3 separate regions of the Homo sapiens genome follow, and regions 2 and 3 are each linked to region 1. The links are chromatin loops, found by intact Hi-C in ENCODE. Cell type or tissue: endothelial cell of umbilical vein. All regions are shown on one strand.

What was found. A loop is a pair of places that touch in the nucleus more often than their neighbours do. Peaks named below come from ENCODE experiments on the same cell type or tissue, not always from the same donor. Only the 100,000 strongest peaks of a DNase experiment are listed, where the experiment ranks them.
Region 2: it touches region 1 in a loop (2.3-fold over the local background); 5 of 110 quality-filtered maps call a loop at or near these places.
Region 3: it touches region 1 in a loop (5-fold over the local background); 5 of 110 quality-filtered maps call a loop at or near these places.

The regions. Positions count from the first base shown.
Region 1 is chr15:63,399,451-63,407,450 of GRCh38, reverse strand. The region is part of intron 4 of LINC02568 (long intergenic non-protein coding RNA 2568); the gene reads right to left. Among named protein-coding and RNA genes, the nearest start is that of LINC02568, 13 kb to the right of the region's middle. In endothelial cell of umbilical vein, a CTCF peak has its summit at 4,460 (motif pointing right); a DNase peak (open chromatin) is centred at 4,460.
Region 2 is chr15:63,457,741-63,465,740 of GRCh38, reverse strand. No RefSeq gene overlaps it. Among named protein-coding and RNA genes, the nearest start is that of USP3, 43 kb to the left of the region's middle. In endothelial cell of umbilical vein, no CTCF peak of the experiment used is centred here; a DNase peak (open chromatin) is centred at 3,500; H3K27ac peaks cover 319 bases.
Region 3 is chr15:62,843,293-62,851,292 of GRCh38, reverse strand. TLN2 (talin 2) reads right to left here. Exons shown (of 59, transcript NM_015059.3): 59 at 6,662-8,000. LOC105370854 (a long non-coding RNA gene) reads left to right here. Exons shown (of 7, transcript XR_007064671.1): 2 at 3,155-3,418; 3 at 6,153-6,388; 4 at 6,792-8,000. Among named protein-coding and RNA genes, the nearest start is that of MIR190A, 23 kb to the right of the region's middle. RefSeq lists enhancers at 3,724-4,223, 4,224-4,725, 5,407-5,907. In endothelial cell of umbilical vein, a CTCF peak has its summit at 3,215; DNase peaks (open chromatin) are centred at 2,442 and 3,192; H3K27ac peaks cover 3,216 bases.

The DNA of each region.
Region 1 (8,000 bases):
CTTTTCTGCAGCCTGGCTGCAGAAAAGCCTATTTTCACCTGGCTTAACATTTTTCTTGTTTTCAGACTGGGTCACCAAGCCAATGATTTTATTCCATGCTCTTTGAATCCACTGTGGTCATCAGTCATTTTCTCCTGAAGAAAATCACACACTCCCTTGTATCAGTGACCTTTCCTGAGGTCTGAGCATATATATCATTTCTAGGACATGTTTTCTTTAACTGAATACAGTCTCGCATACTGGGGATAAGGTTTGGGGATTGCTATGATTTAGATGTATCCCTTCCAAACTTCAGGTGTTGCCAACGTGATAGTGATATTAAGAGGTGAAGACTTGGCTGGGCGCGGTGGCTCACGCCTGTAATCCCAGCACTTTGGGAGGCTGAGGCAGGCGGATAAGTTGAGGTCAGGAGTTTGAGACCAACCTGAGCAACATGGTGAAACCCTGTCTCTACTAAAAATACAGAAATTAGCCAGGTGTGGTGGCGGGCGCCTATAATCCCAGCTACTTGGGGAGGCTGAGGCAGGAGAATTGCTTGAACCCAGGAGGCAGAGGTTGCAGTGAGCTGAGAGCATGCAACTGCACTCCAGCCTGGGTGACAGAGCAAGACTCTGTCTCAAAAAAAAAAAAGAAAAAAAGAGGTGAAACCCTTAAGAGGGGATTAGACCATGAGGGCTCCACCCTGAGGACTGAGACTAGGTGCCCTTATAAAAGGGCTTGATGGAGGGAGTAAGTCCCTCTTGCCCTTCTGCCTTCCACCGTGTGGCACCATCTTGGAAACAGAGACCAGACCCTCCCCAGACAACAAACCTGCCAGTGCCTTGGTCATGGACTTCCCAGCCTCCAGAACTGTGAGAAATAATTTCTGTTCTTATAAATTACCCGGTCTATGGTACTTTGTTATGGCAACACAAACAGACTAGGAGAAGGATTAAAACAGCAGTTGTTCCAGAACAGTTTCTTCCAACATTATGCTGATTTTCTTTTTTCTTGGACGCTTTTTTACAAGTTGCACTTTTTAAATGTGATATTCTCCTACTCTTGCTGAGGCCTCTACTCCTCTTTTCTTTCATACATTTTTGTCTGTGGTGCAAAACTGACACTTTTTTGTTTCTCTAATGCGAGCAACAATAACATCTAATTAATATGCAGCTACACTCAGGCCGAGGCAGAAACCCTTCCATCTGCTGTTCTGCGATAGCTGCTTCCCCTTTTGCTCACTTATGTTCTTTTTAGCTTATTCTGTGCCCTTTAAATTGCCTTCCTAAAACATAGAATTCCACATCAACTCAAAATTAGTTTAGAAAATAGATGGTGCTTGGTAAGTTCCAAACTATAAAATCCTGCCCATCCTCGGCAGTCTGGGGCTTACACCATTAAACATTAAGTGGTAGCAGATGCTTCCTGCCTGGGACTCAATTTCTAGGCCTATGTTTCGTTACTCCTTCTAAAAGATAGATTTTTTTTCTCTTTTTTCAGTCATTGAAAAAAAAAAAACAAAACACTAGGTTTTGGCCAGGTGCGGTGGCTCATGCCTGTAATCCCAACCGGGAGGCTGAGGCGGGTAGGTCATAGTCCAGGAGTTAGAGACTAGCCTGGGCAACATGGTGAAACCCTGACTTTACAAAAAAATACAGAAATTAGCTGAGCATGGTGGCATGTGCCTGTAATCCCAGCTACTGGGGAGGCTGAGGTGGGGGAATTGCTTGAGCCCTGGAGGTGAAGGTTGCAGTGAGCTGTGATCACACCACCGCACTCCAGTCTAGGCGACAGAGCCAGACCCTGCGTCAAAAACAGAAAACAACAACAACAACAAAAAACACTAGGTTTAAATAAAATGTAAACTTCTGTACGGCGGCGGGGAGAGGGGGGTAGTTTTGTGACAGATGTCTTGTTTTCAAAAACCTAATTGAGGAATGGGCTGCCATTTGTCTTCCCATCATTAGAAACTCAATCCTGCATGTCCTGGGGAGCCCAGTTGTAAACCTTAGTTTTTTTAGAAGGATGATGATTCCCCGCAAAGCCAGGCTGGCACTGTAGAAATCCACAGTCAGAAAGAACCACAAACCAACTCCCCTGGGTGGCGTGGTCCAGGCATCGCTTTATTTAGATGAATTCACACAGAGGTGCTATAGTGTGGTCTGGGCATATGATTATATGGTTTCGATGTCATGGAAACTTACAGGAAGTCAAGAGTGCTGTGAATCCCAGCTCACACATTTGCTGTGTCTACCTCAGTTTCCCTTTTTCTCAAATTGGCGGTGTAACTAGTTCTTATTTTGTAGGTATTCTAGTCCCCAAATTTCTTTTTAAAGAAACATGAGAATTTACTATAAATGCTACATAAATCCCAAGTTCGAAGTGCCTTTGGGCTAAAACCAGCTTTGAAGTGAGGCAAGAACTCAGGCTCCCTTCTCTTTTCTTCCCCGAAGATCCTAAGAAGAACACACAGCCATGGCTAGACCAGGGGAGCCAAGGAAAAGGAAGAGAAATGGTTACTTTCACTTTGTTCTTTAAGCCCTTGAAAGAGAGGTGACTCAGTGTGCCTCAGGAAGGGAGGATCCATCTAGCTTTCAGCATTTTCCAAGGTCCTTTTTGAGATGGGCACCAAAGTGACAGGCTCAAAGGAAGGCTTTCTTTCTTTTTTTTTTTTTTGAGATGGGGTCTTGCTCTGTCGCCCAGGCTGGAGTACAGTGGCGCGATCTCGGCTCACTGCAACTTCCGCCTCCAGGGCTCAAGCGATTCCCCCACCTCAGCCTCCTGAGTAGCTGGGATTACAGGCATGCGCCACCACGCCCAGCTGATTTTTGTATTTTTAGTAGAGACGGGGTTTCACCATCTTGGCCAGGCTGATCTTGAACTCCTGACCTCGTGATCCACTCACCTCGGCCTCCCAAAGTGCTGGGATTACAGGTGTGAGCCACCACACCTGGCCAGAAGGCTCTCTTTCTAATGTAAACTTTCACTGGCAGTCAGAAGGTGTCACTTACCAGAGTATTCTAATTCTTAGCAAATCGTCATTGCACATAAAGTGAACACAGTACCACATCTCCACGCATTAGACACATCGTCACTGAAACCATGCAGCCTCATTCAGAAATGACCTTGTGTCTGAGAGCTCATCTTCCTGGAATCATTTTAGTTTGATCCTTTCAAGGCTGTGAGATTTATTTTCAAGTATTATTTTTCTTTTCAAAAGTTATTCATAATTCAATTTAATTTTAAAAGCTTCATATACACATATCTACACAGATATGCACACGTACACTCACGCCTGGTACAAATCCAAATACTATACAAGGGTTCTCCACATAAATGTCCATCCCAGCCAAACAGCACTGTGTTACCAGTTTCCCGTGTCTCATTCCAGAGCCGTTCTATGCATAAAATATATATTTTTAGGTATTTTTTAAGAAGATGTACTGTTTAATTTTAAAGCTACTTTAGCATAAGACAAGGTAAAAAAGTAGGAACCTATAGATTAAAAAAGAAAAAAAAGGGCCTGGGGTATAATTGTTTTAAATGACGTGTTGATGTGTTGAGTTTAAAAATATTTTGATGTGTTCCAATGCATGGAAAACAAGATGGTCTGAAATCATTGTCCTGAACAAACTGTCCAATGTGATTACATATTTTGTGTGTGTACCTTGGCAAGGTCACGTTAACAAGTTTACATAATAATATACAGAAAACAGGAAGCCACCCAATAGACTGGAGTGAGCAGGGAGGGACAGGGAGGAGCAGAAAGACCGTCTCAAGAACTGCCACTTAGAGAAGAGGTGCTGAGAAGGAAAAGAGGTGAGCCGAGCGAGGTAAACAAAGCCTCAGGCCCATGCTTTCCAACAGGATTGTCTGCAATGGTGGGAATGATCGCGTCTGCGCTGTCCAATATGGTAGCCGCTAGTGCTGTTGAACACTTGCAATGGAACCAGCGAGACTGAGGGATTGAATTTTTATTTTAATTTTGTTTTACTTAATTTGAATTTAAACAGCCACATGGGGCAGTGGTTACCATACTAGATCGTGTTGCTCTGGGGTTTGTAACATCTTGGGAGGCATCAATGGGCTTAGAGAACTAAGAATGGAAAGGGGGCAGAGGATAAACATGGGGTAAATAAAAGCAGAAGAGGAAAGAAGGAGGGCAAGGAGCAGGAGAAAGAGTGACATTCAAGTGGAAAGGCATAGACTGAGAGGAATAATTGTCTTAAGTGATGAGTGGCCCCTGATCTCACTTGCTGAGACCTTCTGGTGTGATTCTGAGGTCTTCTGCAACCGCACACAGAAACAGTCTCTTCTAGAGCAATACTGTACTTGCTTACCCTGGGAGGCCTGTAGGTCTTCATCTCCTTATCTTATTGTGAAGGGAGCAAGGGTACACAATCCCAGGGACTCCCCTACTCCATTGTGTGAAATAAAATAGTTTACTCCAAGAAAACCCCACAGTTTTGATACTCCACTAGGTGTCACCATTAGCCAAAATGAGCTTTTATTTTTTATCGTTTTTAACCTGCAGAATTTGGTGAGTTTCTTCTCTGGGTCTATTGTTGATCTTTACAATTCATTTAGGTATTTTCCTACTTTGTCACAGACAAAGCAAAGTGGCTTGCGCTCCTGGAGGCTACCCAATAGGGATACTCATTCTAATTTGGTTTATTTTTCGTTGCAGTTAAAACTCAGTTACTAAGGCCGGATGTTGTGGCTCATGCCTGTAATCCCAACACTTTGGAAGTATGAGGCAGGAGGACCGCTTGAGACCAGGAGTTCCAGATTGGCCTGGGCAACATAGTGGGACCCCCATCTCTACAAAAAATTTTTAAAAATTAGCCAGGCATGAGGGCGTGCAACTGTAGTCCCAGCTACTTGGGAGGCTGAGGTGAGAGGAGCATTTGAGCCCTGAGCCCAGGAGATTGAGGCTGTAGTGAGCCATAATTGTGCCACTGCACAGACAGAGCTCTAGACCTTTTCTAAAAAAAAAAACAAAACAAAACAAAACAAAAAAACTTCTGCTAAATACCACAAATGTGTGTGTGTACACACGTGCTCGGCTTCCCAAAGTGCTGGGATTACAGGTGTGAGCCACCATGCCTGGCTAACATTCATTCTTAAATATTTACTGTGTGCTATGCAGGGGCCCCATGTACACTGCACAACTCTGGGGATGGGAGCAGAGGGCACAGTTTGCACAGACCTCAATGTAAATAGTGTTTCCTGAAGTTGTGCAGCCTAGCAGCTCTGCAAGACTCTGGTCTGGGCCATAAGAACTGTATTAGTCCATTTTCATGCTGCTGATAAAGACATACCCAAGACTAGGTAATTTATAAAGAAAAAGAGGTTTAATGGACTCACAGTACCACATGGCTGGGGAGGCCTCACAATCATGGTGGAAGGTGAAATGCATGTCTTACATGGTGGCAGACAAGAGAGAATGGGGGCCAAGAGAAAGGTGAAACCCTTTATAAAATCATCAGATCTCGTAAGACTTATTCCCTACCACACGAACAGTATGGGGGAAACCGCCCCTATGATTCAGTTATCTCCCTCCAGGTCCCTCCCACAACACATGGGATTATGGGAGCTGCAATTCAAGATAAGATTTGGGTGGGGACAGCCAAACCATATCAGGGACAAAATCATGAGGAAGATATGGGCCCTGCTTTTTCCATCCTCTCTGTTCTATTTCTTAGGAGAGTTCCTTAGTCTAAAACCTTCTTTGTAACTAGAAATATCTATGCCCTATATAAATTCTCAGAGTTATACATGTAACAGTTAGCTTTCCCTTCTATCCTTGTAAAAACAACTAAAGTTTAGTTCCTTTTCAGAGAAGTAACACCTCTCCCTGAGCATTATTTTATTAATAAGGCAAAGTATTATTCCAGCTGGATAAATCAAGTCATGGCCTTTGCCCTTGGGAAATTCAATAAGATCCAAAATAAAATCCTTAAGTTTTGCATATCTAAATTTGGCCTTTGAACAGAAGAGGAGTAGTAGCAATTGAACATGAATCTGGGGATCAGGACCCCTAGAATCTAGCCTGACTAGGCTTTCTTGGGGAATGTACCAGTTAGGTTGGGGGTAAAACAAACCACCCCAAAGCTTAGTGGCTTAAAGCAATGAACACTCATCATTTTTCATGATTCTGTGAGTCAGTTGAGCCGTTCTGATCTAGGCTGGTATGCAGATCGGAGGTGTGTAGGTGGCTCAACTGGGGTTGGCTGGCCTCCCTCACATACATGAAATTGACAGGCTGGTTAGTTGAGGAGGACTTAGCTGGGATGGTTTGTCTCTGCTCCATGTGATCTCTCCTCCTCCACTAGGCTAGCCCAGGCTTCACATAATGTTCTCAGCATGGTGGTCTCAGGGTATAAAAGAGCAGCAAGAGAAAGCAAGCTTCAGTGTGCAAGTGCTTGAATATTTCTTCTTGTGTCACATTTGCTCTTGTCCCATTGGCCAAAGAAAGATACATGGCTAAGCCTTGAGTCAGTGCGAAAGGTATTATCCAAGGATGTTGTAGAGAGAGGTATGAACAAATTAAGGACCAGTGTTGTAACAATCTACTGAAAAAATTAATTTAATTTCTCCTTATCTCAGTGTTTACCAAGATGATAATATTAATAACACTTTCTTGACCTACTTGCCAGGAAAGAAAAAAAATAAACACATGGAAGAAACTACTGTATATCATTCAAAGAAAAGGGACAACATAACTATTATTCATCTTACTTCAGTTTACTCATCTACCTTTTTCACGTCTCGTCCACAGCACGGCTAATCTATCTATGGGGCAATTAGGAATCCCACTTAGTGAAAATTCCTATCAAAAATAAAGGTAACAATTTCAAAAGAAAATTTTGTTTGTTTTCATAATTTTCACCAGCAAATTGGTACATTTTATGGGTTGTGTGTAAGGATACCCACTAAGGATGTAACTAGCAGGATTCTTCGAGAATAGAGACCCAGGAATGTCTAACCACAGGATAACTTTCACAATTGCCCTTATATGTTAGACTTGGCAGATACATTTTGGTTTTTTGTTTATTTGTTTGGAGAAGGAGACTTGTTCTGTCACCCAGGCTGGAGTGCAGTGGCACGATCTCCGCTCACTGCAACCTCCATCTCTCGGGTTCAAGTGATTCTCCTGCCTCAGCCTCCCGAGTAGCTGGGATTACAGGCGCCCACCACCATGGCCGGCTAATTTTTGTATTTTTAATAGAGATGGAATTTCACCATGTTGGCCAGGCTGGTCTTGAACCCCTGACCTCAGATGATCCGCCCGCCTCAGCCTCCCAAAGTGTTGGGATTACAGGCATGAGCCACTGCGCCCGGCCTACATTTTGTTTTAAATAATTGCTCAGCATTGTACAAGTTGAACACCTGTTATAGCACTCGGAGGACTTAATCACATAAAGAAAATGACTAGGAGTTTATAGTACATGTTTTCTTTTTTTTTTTTTTTTTTTTTTTTAATGAGATGGCGTCTTGCTGTGTTGCCCAGGCTGGAGTGCAATGGTGCAATCTCGGCTCACTGCAGCCTCCGCCTGCTGGGTTCAAGCAATTCTCCTGCCTCAGCCTCCTGAGTAGCTGATACTACAGGTGCCCGCTACCATGCCCGGCTAGTTTTTATATTTTTAGTAGAGATGGGGTTTCACCATGTTGGCCAGGTTGGTCTCAAACTCCTGACCTCAAGTGATCCACCCATCTTGGCCTCCCAAAGTGCTGGGATTACAGGCATGAGCCACCCCACCCGGCCTACAGTATATGTTTTCATTCCTATTTGCATGGTGCTGAGAATTGCTGAAGATAACACCACTTCTGGAAATTCACACTCAATCTTACTGGAACTGAGATTAGCCAAGAAAAGGATTACTTCATTCTTACTAAAAACTTATCTTTCCTACAAATCGTGGTCTTCATTATTTAACCTGATGAATAAACATTTATTGGGCATCTACTGTGCGTGAAAAACTGAACTAGAGATAGAAATATGGATAAAACACAGTTTT
Region 2 (8,000 bases), 58 kb before region 1:
TGGCCTCTTTATGCAGATTTTTATTGCATTACTTCTGAATAATCATGGATATAGTTCTTCCTATGTGTTTCCATATTAGTTCCCAAAGGAACTATTACTAATTTCGAATGCCACCAATATTGTATCAGTAAATCAATTTTGCTGCAACATCAGGTACATTGAATATTGTTGCTTCAAGGCATTTTTGAAAAGATTTTTAAATAGAGTCCCAAATTTGCTTTCTGCAGCATATCTTTGGATGCCAGTAGGCAGGTTTTTTTTTTTGCACATGTGCTATTTATAATTGCTCTTGTGTAAATGTCTGTTTATATTGTGGTTAAAAATTTGAATGAGTCCCTTGTTTGATGGCTTTTCTTAAAAGAGAGAAAAGCAATAGAAGATTGCATTACTGTAGCCCAGAGGGTCAGAATGGCACATAGGGTGTTACTCATTGGGTTAATAACTGTCTGGAATCTTCCCAAGAAAGCTCAGCTGTTCCAGGATCTAGAGTGCAAGTCTCTTCTGCTGCCCAGAACTGCTAAGCAAGAAAAGTGATTCTATAACACCCTTGGTGTGCTTGATTCAATCATGGAAATGACATTATTTCTCACTGTTTATGAAAAAGAGTTGGACACCAGTCTAGGTTACAATAATGCAAATGAAAGGTATGCGATTGGAGCGTTGTTTCCTAGTGACTTGGAAAAATGCATGGCATCCTTGAGTGTCTCAGTTGGAGAAGGCCTCTTCAGATATGGCCCAAACCAGAGAAGTGAAGTGACTTGCAGAAGCTCACACAGCAAGCCAGAGAAGGACTAAACCCCTAGCTGGCATCTATTTTAAATGAACCTGTGATTCTCTCCTTCCGGGCTTCCTCTCCTCTCCATTCCTTCTTCTTCCACCCATGGCCTGCCTCCTCCCAGCCTGCATAATTACCAAAGCATGCTCTGGGAGTGCCTTCTGCCTTGGGAGTAGGTTTCCTTTTCCTACATACCCTCCAACAAGACCCCTGGGCCTTTCTCTCTGGGAATTCAAAGTACTGTGCCACGCAGTGTTTTGTGCAGTAGCTAAAATATTTTGCCAGCACACAAGATCTTCTCCTCAAAGAGGACTGCGGATGTTAGAAGCTGCGCCTGTGTGAGGGTGGGAGATCTTGACTTTGTCAGGAAGCCTTTTGGTTTAAAATCTCGCTGGGCATGGTGGCTCACACCTGTAATCCCAGCACTTTCTGAGGCCAAGGCAGGTAGATCACCTGAGGTGAGGAGTTCGAGACCAGCCTAACCAGCATGGTGAAACCCTGTCTCTACTAAAATTACAAAATTAGCCAGGCATGGTGGCGCGTGCCTGTAATCCCAGCTACTTGGGAGGCTGAGGCAGGAGAATCACTTGAACCTGGGAGGGAGAGGTTGCAGTGAGCTGAGATCATGCCATTGCACTCCAGCCTGGGCAACAAGAGCTAAACTCCATCTAAAAAAACAAAAACAAAAAAACCCACCTCACTACTATTTTCTGGGAAGATTAGATGGAGAAAAGAACATTTGATTAACACTTACCATGTAGTAGGCACTACCTCCCTTAATTTCCTAAAAACACCTATGAAGTCAGAGATGTAGAAGTGGAGGTTCAGAGAGGTTAGGGAACTTGATCGGCTCCCACAGCTATGAACCATTTGCTAATCCACTGGTTCTGGAAAGGCTGATCAGAATCACCTGGGGCAGGGAGAGTTTCCAACTGGCGCTCACATATGTTTCCCAGTGAGAACAGCTGCACCCTATGGTGCTCAAGGTAGGAGTCGTGTGCCAGGACACCACCCCACAGACGTCCTGGTCTGGACAAGTGTCAACAAACTGATGAGGTATAGCAGGAGCTAGAAATCCATATAGAGGGTTTGTGATAAAGCCAAAGAAAAGAGCATCTGGAAAAGTTCCTTCGGGAAGAAAAAATAGAAGAATCCTAAAGACTGGGGCAAGGGGAGCATAACTCAAGGCCAGAAAAGGGAGAGGCTTTGTGGGTGGGAGGGTGCAAGGGGGCAGGGCCCAGGACAGGCTGACCTACTCCCAGGAAGGATGCTGGGGGTGGGAGGATGTGGCAGGGCTTGGGACAGGGAGGGGGCACCTGGGCAGAATCTCTGTCCACCACACTTGGAACAGGCAGGCAGCAGCTGTGCTAGGCAGAGCACTTGACCAGGAGATTTAAGACGCAGTTCTGGCTGTGTAGCCTCAGACAAGTCACATCAACTGTCTGTGACTTGGTTGCTTTCTCATTAAAAATAGGCATAAAAATAATCTTCTCTGCCTGCCTCTCAGTGGGATTACGGGAACTGACTGAGTTAACTCATATAAAAGTGATAAAAGTGTTTCATAAACTGTGAAACACTATACAAATGTCACAGAAGGATTATTAGATACAGCAGTAAGTTCTAATTCATTATTATTCAGAATTCCAGCAACTCAGCTTGTTCTTGGCTGTGTTTTATTGACAAGGCAGCATCTGATGCCCATTGAGATTCTGCTCATTAAAGCCTGGCACAGAGTGAGGCCTCCCTGTTAGCACCCCTCCCCACCCCAGCTCCTTTGTCCTGATGTTCTTACACCCTCAGTCCAACTAGGATGGATCTCAGCTACATAGAAAAATCTCTGATAGTGGTCTCACTGCCCTTGAAAAAAGCCTAACTCTCATTCTTAAAAAAAGCTTTTGGTGAAAGCTTCATTCATACAAGAATATATATATAACGTGTAAGTATAGTTTAAGGAATAACAATAAAACAAACCGCACACTAAACTTTAGAAAAAATACTACCAGTGCCTGCAAAGCTCCTATTGTTCTTCCCTGATGCATTCTCTTCACTCTCCTATCCTCGATTTTGCATTAATCTTTCTCTTGCTTTTTATTTTTTTGAGATAGGGTCTCACTCTGTCACCTAGGCTGGAGTGTAGTGGTGTGATCATAGCTCATTACACCCTTGATCTCCCGGGCTCAACTGATCCTCCCACTTCAGCCTCCCAGGTGGCTGGGACCACAGGCACATGCCACCACACCTGTTTACTTTTTTGTTTTTATTTTTAGAGATGCAGTTTCACTATGTTACCCAGGGAGGTCCCAAACTCCTGGAGTCAAGCAATCCTGCCTCAGCCTCCCAAAGTGCTGGGATTATAGGCATGAGCCACTGCATTCAGCCTCTCCTACTTTTGAGAAAGAGCTTTACCTTATAAGTATTATCCCTAGTTTTTCTTGCCTCTAAACTTTTATCAAGGGAATCATACTGTAAGTATTCTTTTATAACTTGCTTTTCACATCTGTGATCTATGTTGATGGGTACAGCTGTAGTTTATTCATTTTCATAGCTACATAGTTTCCACTATGGGACTGTGTTAGAATTTATTCCTCCTACAGCAAATGGACATTTGAGTTGTTTCCAATTTGGGACTATTTTAAACCATGCTTGTTTATTTCTCCTACTGCCTATATATGAGAGTTAATATTTATCTAGAAGTGGAATTACTGAGTCATAAGGTATGCGTGTCTTTAATTTTATCAGATAAGGCCAAACTGTTCCAAGTGGTGGTAACAATCAACTCTCCTACCAACCATGTATGAGAATTCTCATTGTTCTACATCCTTGCCCCTGCTTGATTGCCTGTGTTTTAAATTTCTGCCAGCCTCGTGGCTGTGGAATTGTATCTAATTTTTATTTTAGTTTGCATTTCCCTTATTACTAAGGAGGCTGACCATTTTTTCATATGTTGGTGGTCTTTTTGTATTTCCTTATCCCTGAAATGCCTGTTCATGTCTTTTCCCCATTGAAAAAATTAAATTGTTCATTCTTATTGATTTGTCGAAGTTTTAAAAATAGATTCTGGACAGGAATTCTTTGCCAGGTGTAGGTGTTACAGTGATCGAGTCCAGTCTCTGGATTGTCTTCTCTGTGTCATGTTTTTTTATGACTAGAAGTTCTTAATTTTAGTGAAGTCACCCTTCCTCTTTTCCTTGAACTTTTGGTGTCTTGTTTAAGAGTGATTTTTTACCCGAGGCCCTAAAAACGGTCTGGATTTTCTTCTAAAAGTTTCAACATTCCAAATGTCTTTCTTGGGACTGCTCTGCCTACTGAGCTCCTGAATCTTTCCACAAAATGCTTCTGCAAGCCAGAGGTTATTTCTATTCCAGTGGGCCTCCTCTCTGCACAGAGGGCCCCCGAGTTCTGCCAAGTGCCCAGAGAAAGGCTCCATTCACCGGGCGGGCTGCTCTCCATGGCCGTGAGTGTCCCGCGCTCTCTGCCGACCGCGGGCCCCTAGGAGGAGCCTTTGCTCCAGGCCTGGAGCTCCCTCCCCAGGCTCCTCTTGCACCCGGCTCCTGGCCGGGGAAGGGGAGCCCTTGCCTCCTGCAGACGGTGGGAGCGGCATCTCCTTTGCACCGAGCCAGGATCTCTGCATGGGGCCACCGCACTTGGGCCTCGCTAGCCTAGTCCGGCCCCTGACCCGCTGGGGCTGGGCCCCTCTTCCCATTCCTGCTCCCTCAGTCCTGCTTTCAAATCTACTGTCTTACCTCCTGCTCGGACGCCTTTCTTGGAATTCTCTTGATTCCTCCCTTGTCTTTTAGGGAGGCCCCGCAGTAACATTCTTTTATGGGTCAGATGCTGCTGAGGTTTCAACCTATCCCAAACTGTTGCAGGATGTAACTGACGAAACTGCAGGCTCCCCAAAGGATCAGACACTAGGGAGCCACAAAAGGTACAAAACCGAAGGGGGCACCGCATGTTTCAATGTTTGATTTTGCCTCACATTTCCCGCTCCACCAGTTAATAGCTGGCTCCACGGTTTCCTCTTTCTTCAGTTTCCTTATCTGGAAGACTGAGTTAATAATCACTACCTTACAGTTTTCGTAAGGATGAAGTAAGATAACTTGGGTAAGGTTCACGGTGCCTGGCACATAATAGGGACCCACAAATATTAGTTTCTCTTTGTCTTAGTTTGAGATCCCAAAATACACAGCCAGAGGCCAAGCTTAGGCACAAATGCTTTTTTGGTTGGTTTCATCTCACGGAAGCAAGAGTGGAGAACAAAGAGAAATGAGGCAGGCAGGCAGGCAGGCAGGAACCACAGATCCAGGGAGGTGTGGAGGGGCCAGAGCAGATCAGGGGCCATGCGGGGTTTCTCTGGACAGGCTGCGTGGAGACCCTGGAGGAGAGGAGAGCACTCTACCTGCCAGTGCCTGCCCACCTCCTATCTCTCATTAATCAAAGTTCACCTTTTGGGAGGCTGATTCCCCTGCATTCTAGGCTGTTTCCCTGGGAGCCCTTCTGGAGGACTTCTCAGAAAGCCAGACCTGCCTCAGGTCTGGGTGCCTGAGCTACTGCAGCTCGTGTTGCAGCGCGAAGGATGGGAACTGCACCACACCCTGACCCTTGTCCTTAGGGGAGCCCGAAGCAACCAGTGGCATTAGTAGATGCAGTGATGGTGGTGGTTGTTAGGAATCCATGACCTCAGGAACAATGTGAGTTACCAATAGCGTGTCTGGCATTGGTGGGTTCTTGGTCTCACTGACTTCAAGAATGAAGCCACGGACCCTCACGGTTAAGTGCTACAGTTCTTAAAGGTGGTGTGTCTGGAGTTTTTTCCTTCTGATGTTTGGATGCGTTAAGAGTTTTTTCTTTCTGGTGGGTTCATGGTCTCGCCAGCCTCAGGAATGAAACTGCAGACCTTCCCAGTGAGTGTTACACCTCATAAAGGCAGCGTGAACCTAAAGAGCAAAAAAAAAAAAAAAAAAAGGAAGCTTCCACACTGTGGAAGAAGATCCTAGGGAGTTGCCACTGCTGGCTGGCGCAGCCTGCTTTTATTCCCTTATCTGGCCCCACCCACATCCTGCTGATTGGTCCATTTTACAGAGAGCTGATTGGTCCGTTTTGACAGAGTGCTGATTGGTGCATTTACAATCCCTCAGCTAGACACACAAGTTCTCCAAGTCCTCACTAGATTAGCTAGACACAGAGCACTGATTGGTGCATTTACAAACCTTGAGCTAGCCACAGGGTGCTGATTGGTGTGTTTACAAACCTTGAGCTAGACACAGAGTGCTGATTGGTGTATTTACAATCCCTTAGCTGGACATAAAGGTTCTCCAAGTCGCCACCACATTAGCTAGATACAGAGTGCTGATTGGTACATTTACAAACCTTGAGCTAGACACTGATTGAGTGCTGATTGGTGTATTTACAATCCCTTAGCTAGGCATAAAGGTTCTCCAAGTCCCCACTAGACTCAAGCCCAGCTGGCTTCACCTCGTGGATCCTGCACCGGGGCCGCAGGTGCAGCTGCCCGCCAGTCCCGCCCGTGTGCTGCGGAGCAGGAGGTGGTGCTCCTCAGGGAGGCTCGGGCCCTGCGGGGTTGGGAGAAGGACAGGAAGGAAGGCTCGGGCATGGCGGGCTGCAGGTCCCAAGCCTTGCTCCGCCGGGAGGCAGCTGAGGCCCAGCGAGAATTCCAGCGCAGCGCCGGCAGGCCGGCACTGCTGGGGGACCCAGCGCACCCTCCACAGCTGCTGGCCCGGGTGCTAAGCCCCTTACTGCCCAGGGCCAGCAGCACCGGCCGGCCGCTCCCAATGCACGGCCTGCCAAGCCCACGCCCGCCCGCCGAGCCCACGCCCACCCGGAACACCCGCTGGCCAGCGATCGCCGCCTGCAGCAGCCCAGTTCCGGTCCCTGCCTCTCCCTCCACACCTCCCCACAAGCAGAGGGAGCTGGCTCCGGCCTCGGCCAGCCCAGAGAGGGGCTCCCTCAGTGCAGAGGTGGGCTGAAGGGCTCCTCAAGCGTAGCTAGAGTGGGCGCTGAGGCCGAGGAGGTGCCAAGAGCGAGCGAGGGCTGCCAGCACGCTGTCACCTCTCAATAGGACCAGTCTGGCCAAGGAGCAGGGTGAGGGGCCCAGGTGCGGGATGGGAAAGGCAGGTGAGCTGAGTGGATCTGTGGTGTGAGTAGACTGCATTTGGTACACCTGTCACTTTTCTTGTGCTCATGCAAGCTCTGCTTCCCAGGACATCTAACACCAGGCATATTCACATTCATCGAATACCAATAGGGGTACAGAGATGAAGGAAGCAGGCATGAGGTCTATGGTTTCATGCACTAAAAAATATTGTATTTCAGAAGGATGGGGTGTTTTTGCTCACATCATTGTCCAGTGCAGGTCAGTGGTTCTCCCGAGTGGCTCTCCTCCATGTGGTGACTCAGGGACCCCGGCTGTCTTCATCTTCTGAAACCATCATCTATACCATCTCAGTCACTGTGAAAGGGGCAGAGAGGATTGACGGCTCTCATGAGAGCTTTTAAGGGCCACATCACTTCTGCCTACATTTTCTCTGTTAGAATTCAAGTTCAAACCCAATCTAACAGCAAAGGAGTCCAGGAAAAGTAGTTTTCCTTTGTGTCTAGGAAGAGGAACTGCATAGGAAAACACAGCATTGTCTCTACCACAGAATAAAGAGAAGTTAAGGTATGACTTCTGTCTCAGAGGATCTCAGGATCTAGCTGGGGAGAAAGAGCAACTCGAAGGAAAAGTTGAATCACAACACATGATTGCAAATGCTGTGTCAACAGTATTCGGAAAATAGCAATAATAGTGAAAAAAAACAGGCCCAGCACAGTGGCTCATGCCTGTAATTTCAGTACTTTAGGAGGCTGAGGCGGGAGGATTTCTTGAGTCCAGAAGTTCGAGGCCAGCCTGGACAACATGGTGAAATCCCGTCTCTACAAAAATACAAAAATTAGCCAGACATGACAGCAGGTGCCTGTAATCCCAGATACTTGGGAAGCTGAGGCGGGAGAATTGCTTGAACCCAGGAGGCGGAGGTTGCAGTGAGCTGAGATTGCGCCGTTGCACTCCAGCCTGGGCGACAGAGCAAGACTCCGTCCCTCCCCCTCTCCCCGCCCCCCCCCCCCAAAAAATACTGTAAGAGTTCATAGGACCAAGAGTGGACCAGAATAGTTGGATAAGGGTTTATGGAGAAGGTGGGACTCGAATTGGATTTCGAAGGATGGG
Region 3 (8,000 bases), 560 kb after region 1:
AGCACAAAGGACAACCAGCCCCGCCATGCAGGGGCTGAGTCTCCTTCCTGCCAGACTCGTCTCTGTAGCTTTCAGTGATTCCCTGCCCGAGGAAATGTCTTCCCCCTGCTGCTACTGCTGCTTCGAAATCAACGCTTTTGTGGGGCCACAGGGAAAAGTCAGAGACTGAGCACAACACACCAGGTCAGGGATGGTGCCATTTAGTCCCAGGAGCAGAAAAAAGACCAGGACTGTCCTGTGCCCTCCCCCACCTTCCAATCCCTGGGGTCCTGAGCTCCACGCTCATGCCTCCAGTCAAAATAGTTAAAGATTTCCATCCTAAGTGATGATGAACAGGAAAAACAAACCCATACCATACCACATACCCAAATACCAGACATTCCTCACATGGTTTGCTGTGTAGGTGATTGGCCACAGACTTCTCTAGCTTCTCAGAGCGCAGGGATGGAGACTAGGGGTGGGGAGACCTGTGCCCCGACCGCTCATCCCAGAGTCTAGAAACAGGACTGGGATGGCTGCTGTCTGTAATAAGTCTGCTATCCTTTTCCATACCCATCAAGTAAGCCATATACTGGAATCCGGGTGTTACCAACATCACACTCTAGAGATGCATCAAAAAGTAAACATTTGTTGAAGACCTACTGTGAGTCTGGCACCACGTTAGGGGCACGAGTGCTCAGTTAACTCTTGAAAGTGGACGCAGTGGGGTTTTCATTGGTCACATTTTCAAGATTGCTTTCATGTAGGTGTGAAGGAAAACGGAACAAAATTTCGCTGCATGCCTAGTATGTGGTCAAATGCTTGTTGGCCTTTTCCCATGCGACTGCTACCTGGCATTAGTTAGGGCACCTTGGCTGCAAGCCCAACTCTGTCTGGCTTAAATGTGGCAGAAGTGTATCTGGTTAGTGATTGGGAAGCCTGGAAGAATTAGGTTAGACAAACCGATCGACACTGCCACCAAAGATACAGATTCTTCGATTGCCTTCATTCCACCATCCTTGCGGGAGGCTCCACGATGAGGCTGGTGCTGATTGTGGTCAGAAAGTGGCTTTTTCATTCACTACTGATAGGGAAGAGAGAGCCTGTTGGGGATATATGATAGACATTGTGCTTGACTTCCCAACATCGACTCCCCTCTGCCTTGTGGAGTGCAGCAATATTTTGGGGACTTGGCCTCAAGTCAAGGATAACACCGTTTTCATTGGTCACATTTTCAAGATTGCTTTCATGTAGCTATGAAAGAAAAGGGAATAATTTTTTTTTTTTTTTACTAAAAGAATAGATTTTTATTAAGCGCTGTAAGTTTCTAGCAGCATTAACAGAACAACAGGCCAATTTCCATCACAGAACAACTCCTGAGGCATTCTCATTCCTTTCTGAAACTCTTCCATGAACTCCTGCAGTTCCCCCAAAGAAGCATCCATGCAAACTTAGATGAATAAACTATGGAGCTTTTGTGGTGAGGTGGGCCAAAAAAGCAGGGAATTTGGAATCTGGGAGTAGGAAAGAGAAATACATATTATCCACTCAGTAAACTGTCAAGAATGTGTTTCCTCTTATCTCCAGCAGATATTTTCTCTTATCTCCTTGGCCAGAATCAGGTTATATGTCCATTCCAGAACCAGTCACTAGCAGGGGGAATGGTATTATCCTTGACTTGAGGCCAACTCCCCCCAAATATTGCTGGACTCCATAGGCAGAGGGGAGTAGATGCTGGGAAGTCAAGTACACTGTCTATCAACAGGCGTGAAAGCTAAGACTTGCTCAGAGCCATGTCTCTCTGACGTTCAAAGCCCTTGTAGGTTCTTTTCACTTCATTGTACTACATGAGGCAAGAAAAGGGAAGGAAGGATTAGGGAGTTGAATTTCAAGTGCCCTTTTGGAGCATGCAGCTGCAGGAGGAAACTCTGCTTCTTAAAGTACCCTTTCCCCTCTACCTTTCCCTTCTTTTTCAGATGGTCCTCACATCCCACTGGCATTCAGACCAGGGGCACCGTTGTGTAGGGATTGGCTCACACCGTCCAAGGTCCTCTCAATATTTCAGTAACAACTCCCTTTGGCGGGGCATGATGGCTCACACCTGTAATCCCAGCACTTTGGGAGGCTGAGGTGGGTGGATCGCTTGAGGTCAAGAGTTTGAGACCAGCCTGGGCAACATGACAACACCCCGTCTCTACTAAAATACAAAAATTAACTGGCTGTGGTGGCGGGTGCCTGTAATCCCAGCAACTCTGGAAGCTGAGGCAGGAGAATTGCTTGAACCTGGGAGGCAGAGGTTGCAGTGAGGCAGGATCGCGCCATTGCACTCCAGCCTGGGCAACAGAGCAAGACTCTGTCTCAACAAACAAACGACTCCTTTTGAGCTGGAGCCTGTCTTCTGGATTTTGCTGGACAATGGGGAGAGTTACCAGGAGGTGGCAGGATATTTAGGATCAAGTTGTGTTTCCTTGCAGCTGTTTCAGGAAGGAAACCCTAGGAAAGCGATTTTCAGAGAAACTATTTTAGTCTTAGGCAATAATGTTGCCCTGTGGCATGGCAAGGCCACGGGGAGGTGGGGAGGAGGAAGAAGACAGCTGTGGTGGGTGGTAGGTGTTTGGGAACAGGCTTTTTTAGTTTGTTCAAGCTCAAATCAGCCAGAGTTCAAAGCAGCTGACACCAAGCAGGTCATAAACACGAGTTACAAACTGCATGGTCTGAAGTTTTCTCCCAGGCAATCAATCTTTATTAAATATCTCACATGTCCAAGGCTTGGTTTTGGGTGCTAGGGAGGCTGCATGAGATCCCTGCCTCCGACCTAGATGAGGCTGCTGCACAGGCGAAATACTACCTAGTAACACTAGACGGGATATGTGACATGCTAAGAGGGGAGGAGAGACAGTAATTGCAATAGGATTTGGGAGCAGTGTTTCCCAAGGTGTGATCTTTGGAATATCTGTCCCTCAAAATATACTGAAATTAAAAACTGCTCCAAGGGCCTCCAAATTGGGGCAACCCCATATATTATAGGCTCCTTTTGGAGATATCCAGTGCATATGAGTATCTTAAAGGCTCCAAGAAGTCTCATAGAGACTTATTAAATTATTAACCTATTTACCTTTCATAGCCTGATTTCTGATACTTATTTACCCATGAAACACCTCCTTTTTCTCTCCAGGAAACAGGGCTACCCGATCTATCGGTGTCCTATGGAACCACACTGCCCCCTGTGGTCAGAACCACCTGGGATGCAGAACAGCAAGGACTGCAAACTTGGGTGCAGAGGGCTTTCCTCCACGCAACCCAGGAAGCTCCGTGATTGGCAAACTGCTCTGTCAGGATCCATCGAATCAGCAAACATAGGTGCCTCTAGGATGCAAACCAGGGAACAGGACTGTTATGTGGCTTGCTGGTAGCCAAGCAAAATGCCCCGATCCATCAGGTGAGCTGATGATGAGCTTGCAGACATTGGAGAATGTAGCACTGAGGCAGAGTGGCAGCCAGCCTGAAAGGTTTGTCATGTCTTCCCCTGCTTCCCTGGCCCCTTATTCCTTTGGAACGGAGCCCTGATTCCAAGGAGTGCAGGCCCTGCCAGACAGCCTTTGTCCCTACCTGTCCCTCCAGGTTTAGGCCTTGCATGGTCCTCTCCCCGTATCCCTCCTTCCTGCCTGCATGCCTAACACCCTAAATGTTCTCTCTGCTCTGTTCAGTAGCCCAGGCTACTTCCCATCCTTTGAGAATCTACTCCAGCCCACCTCCTCCTCAGTCCTACCCTCCCAAGGACCCGCCCTGAGGCTGGAGTCCTGCTGGCCTCCCACCACACTGGATAACTTGGCATTGCTCTCATTTCTCCTTGCAGGAGACGGGCTTCTCCAGGGTGGTCTGAGATCTCTGGAGGGAAGAACCGTGCCTTGCCTTCTCCTTCCATCTCCTCTCATGCCCATAGAGTCAGGGAGCTGAGAGGACACCAGCCCATCTCTGCCCCGGAGCCTCTAAGCACCTCTCCCTTCCTGCTTTTCCAAATGCCTCTGCAACACCAGGGTGCTGGGCGCATGGGACTGAGGGCCTCCCTCTGGGCCCCTTCTCACCCTGGGCTACCCCAAGTCTTGGACCCCATGTGGAACATGGTCAGCCTTCTGATGAGTCCAGAAAGCATTTCTCCAACATTTAGTTGTGAGCTTAAGGGAATTAAACTTCTCTTTCTGAAAATAAGCTGCAGATTATCCTGAGAGAGGCCCAAACAGGCAGGAGGCTCTGAATATGGCCGCAAGAGCTCAGGCTGTTACTGCCCCTCCTAGGTGCCAGCCCACACAGGCAGGGTTTTCCGCCCACCACCCCCAGGTCAGCCTGGCCATAGAGGGTCTGGGCTGGGGCTTCTCCCCTTGGGGAGTTCAGGCAGCAGAACTCCTGCAATTGTGCTCTGCTTGGGGTGGAAGGTGTTCAGATAAAAATGCCTGGTGGAGTATCTCGGAACCACAGAACTACCTGTGAACGCTGTGGTTTTAAACCCAGGATAGAGCTGTGGTCTGAAAACAGGGTTTTGGAGACACTCAGTGGGAATAAAGTAAAGCAAGGCTCTCTGTGACTGCATGATACAGAACAAGCTCGGTAGCACGGGCTCACTCAGTGGTCTCAGAATGTCTTCTTCTTCCCCTCACCAGACATGTGCAGACTTGGCCTCTCCTGCAGCCCCCACCAGCCCCTATGGTCTCTTTCCCTACTCGCCCAGGAGCCCCCAGCACATCCCAGGTTCTGCCATATGCACACAGTTCCGTCTGCCCCCAGCTCCCTCTCCCTGTGTCTGCCTGCTTAATATCTATCCCACTAGCCAGGTCTGACTGAGGTTCTCCCTATGCTCTTGATTTAAAAAAAAAAAAAAAGCTTTGGAAACAAATTGGAATTTCAATCCTTGCTTTGCCACTCACTAGCTGGGTGATCTTAACATAGTGGTTGGGAGATCCCCGTTCTGCTAGCTGTGTGGCCTTGGGCAAGTTACCTAACCTCTCTGTGCCTCAGCCTTGCTGGCTATAAAATGGAGATAAGAGCACCCATGCGTTGTACAGGGTATAGTTGTGAGGATTAAATAAAGGTGATAATGGTGCGTGTCTGGCACGTGGTAGGTGTAGGGTAGGTGTTAGCTAACTTAGAGATGGAACGCGGCTCCCCCATCCTACCTCTGGCAGCAGCCCCTCCCACTACAGCATCTCCCACTGGGCAGCTCTGTGGCCCAGCTCACCCTGCTTTGAATTTTTTTTACCTTGGAACCGAATTCATTCTCCAGTTGCTGACCTTTGTTAGTGCATCTCCTGTTTCCATCATGCATTTTCCCTGCACAGAATCTCTCTCCTGATCTCCTGCAGAGTGATTCATCTTATGACTGGACCTGAAGTGCCCTCCCTGACACAAGGCCCCTCACGGTGTGCTCCTGGCTGCCTCCTTGCCGGCCTCAGGGAATTGTTCACCTCCTTAAGCAACTGCCTCTTCAGAAACCCAGGCCTACCTAAGTGCGGTTCCTGCAGCCTGGAGTGCCACCCCCATCCCTTCTCTGCTGGGGAACTCCTATTTATTAGGAGTCGGGCCAAATGTCCTCCTCTTGGAAATCCTTCCCAGCTTCAGGGCTCTGCCCTTTACTCCCACACCCTTGGGTCAATGTTTGCCCTCCCTGGACTGTGACCTCCTCCAGGAATTAGGCTCGGGTCCCCAGAGTCCTACACACAGCAGGGGCTGGGGCACTTCTAAGTTAAGGTCGTAGTTGATGGGTCAGCCTGATTGAGCTGCGTGTGCAGAGGATCTGAACTCCTGCAGACACCACTTCTGCATGAGTCTTGGTTTGCCGCTCTGCAAAATGGCCACACCACCTTCCCCACAGCTGCGGAGGGCTGGGCTCTGGGTGTCCAGCAGCACCGAGCTGACACCCAGGAGGCTCATTAAGTCAGTCAGTCCTCTCACCCCTTCCTGGTCGGCTCAGGCTTCCCACATTCATTTTGGGTGTGGTCAGCTCCAATCTCATTTTTGTTGTTCTTGTTAATCAAAGATATAAAAACCTTCATTATCAACTGGCTTAGAGATCCTAAATCATCCTTTCAAGCGTGAAAAAAAATCTTTCTTATTGGTTGTTAGACATACCAGTGACTCTCTTCGTTGCGATGGTGATTCTTTGACACCCCCTCTTGCAGATTAGAAATGCCTCACACTTTTCTAAGTCTGGCTGCCCCGCCACAAACAAGGACTTCTGGCCCCCAGCAATTCCCAGTCCAAACAGGAAGGAGGGCCTGGCAGTCTCCGGGGGTTGCAGTTGTGGCCTCAGCTGTCAGAAGTGAACCTAACCTTCCTGTGCCAGGACCTGGGTCAAGATTGGAGATGATCCCATATGCACTTCTGTATTCAGCTGTGCGGTCTTCTGACAGAGGCGGTATGTAAAGCCAAAAAGCCCCCTAGCTACTTGTCCAGGACGCCTGCTCCTGGAGTTTCTCCAAGTTAACTCTTGTCAGCAAAGCTACATGAAATTCTGTGGCACCCTGTGGCTCTGCGTCTGTCACTCACTCACACACACGTGCTCTCTCCTGACATACCTCTGGTAACTATGGAGCTAGTCCTCAAGGTGGAATTTTACTCTCATGATAAAGACAGTCTCTTCCCCCTTCTTTTCCATCTTCCTCCCATTCCCATGAGTCCTCCACACAGGTTTGTTCCTTTAAAGGTTTATTTCTGGCAAATAAAAAAAAATAACTTATGTGGTTAGATAAATTAATGTATGTGATTAGATACGACACAGGGCAGAGCTGAACGTTCCTGTTTTCTTCTGGATCTTGAAGGTTGGTGAGAGGCCGCTGAATGAGACCCAGCCTCGTGTTTTGTGGGATGAAGAGATGCAGACAAAGTGACTCAGGTACACTGATGCTCCCTGGAGGGCTGGGAGGTGGGCTCAGAGGAAGAGGCCGAATCCAAACCTTTTTTATTGAAAAGAAATAGCTCTTGTTTGTAGCATTTAAAAGAATCAACCCAAACTCTGCACACACTCATCCGTAGTGACCATAAACATGACATACCAAGCAGAGGCTCAGAAAGATGGAGCAACAGACTGAGGACATTTTCAACATGGTACTTGGGGATACCTTTGGGAAAGATGCCTTCCCCAGCAGAGGCCAGCACTGTGGAGAGATAGGACCAGAGCCACTACTGGCACAGTTGTCAAGATCTTTTGCTTTCTGAACTCTGGGGACCGCTGCCTTTTAGCCTGAGGGGAATGTCTCCAAATTTCTTGGGTTGGTAAGTCTCAGAAGCAGCCAGCCCCTTGGTCAACAGAGGGTACCTTTCCTCCAGGAATCTGAGAATGGAACATGCTGATAGTCTGTGCTGAGATCTTAAGGCCAGCATCCCAGAGGCCTTTCCAGAGCCCAGAACCTCAAAGCTGGGAGAGAAGATTCTGGGGACTATCTGCCAGGGAGGAAACCAAGGCTCCTCGGGGGTCAGCGTGTGAGTTCCCCAGGAGCAGAGACCATGGCTTGCTCACCACTTTTGACCTGTGTCTGGTTCCTTGATGAGGTTTTGGCCTTGGCATCACTTTGGAGGTGGGGTTTACTCTCTTAGGCTATGGTGAATTTTGGTTATAATTTTTTGATAAATTAGGAACAGGCTTTAGTTGCCTGTAAACACACTGACTAAGACAGCCAGAAAGCAAGCAGGTGAGAATCAGAAGAAGCTCGAAGGGTTTTCCCTGATAAAAGCATATGCCGTGAGGCTACAGGCAGCTCATTTCTTAAGGCCCGTGCATAGACTGCAGGCTGGGCAGCTGCCTCTGCAGCCGACCTGGAGGGACTGTGTTGACCGACTGCAGGGCCAACCAGGAATTGAGGAACCTGCCTGCACAGATGGCCAGGGCCACAGCTGGCTGGACACTGGCAAAACTTAAACAAGGGCTGTTCATTGAACTAAATATGACCTCAGCATCCCTATCTAAAGACTCCTGAAAGGCCCAAGTAAAATCTAAATTTTCAAATCACTGGGCAGTTCTGAAATCCAGT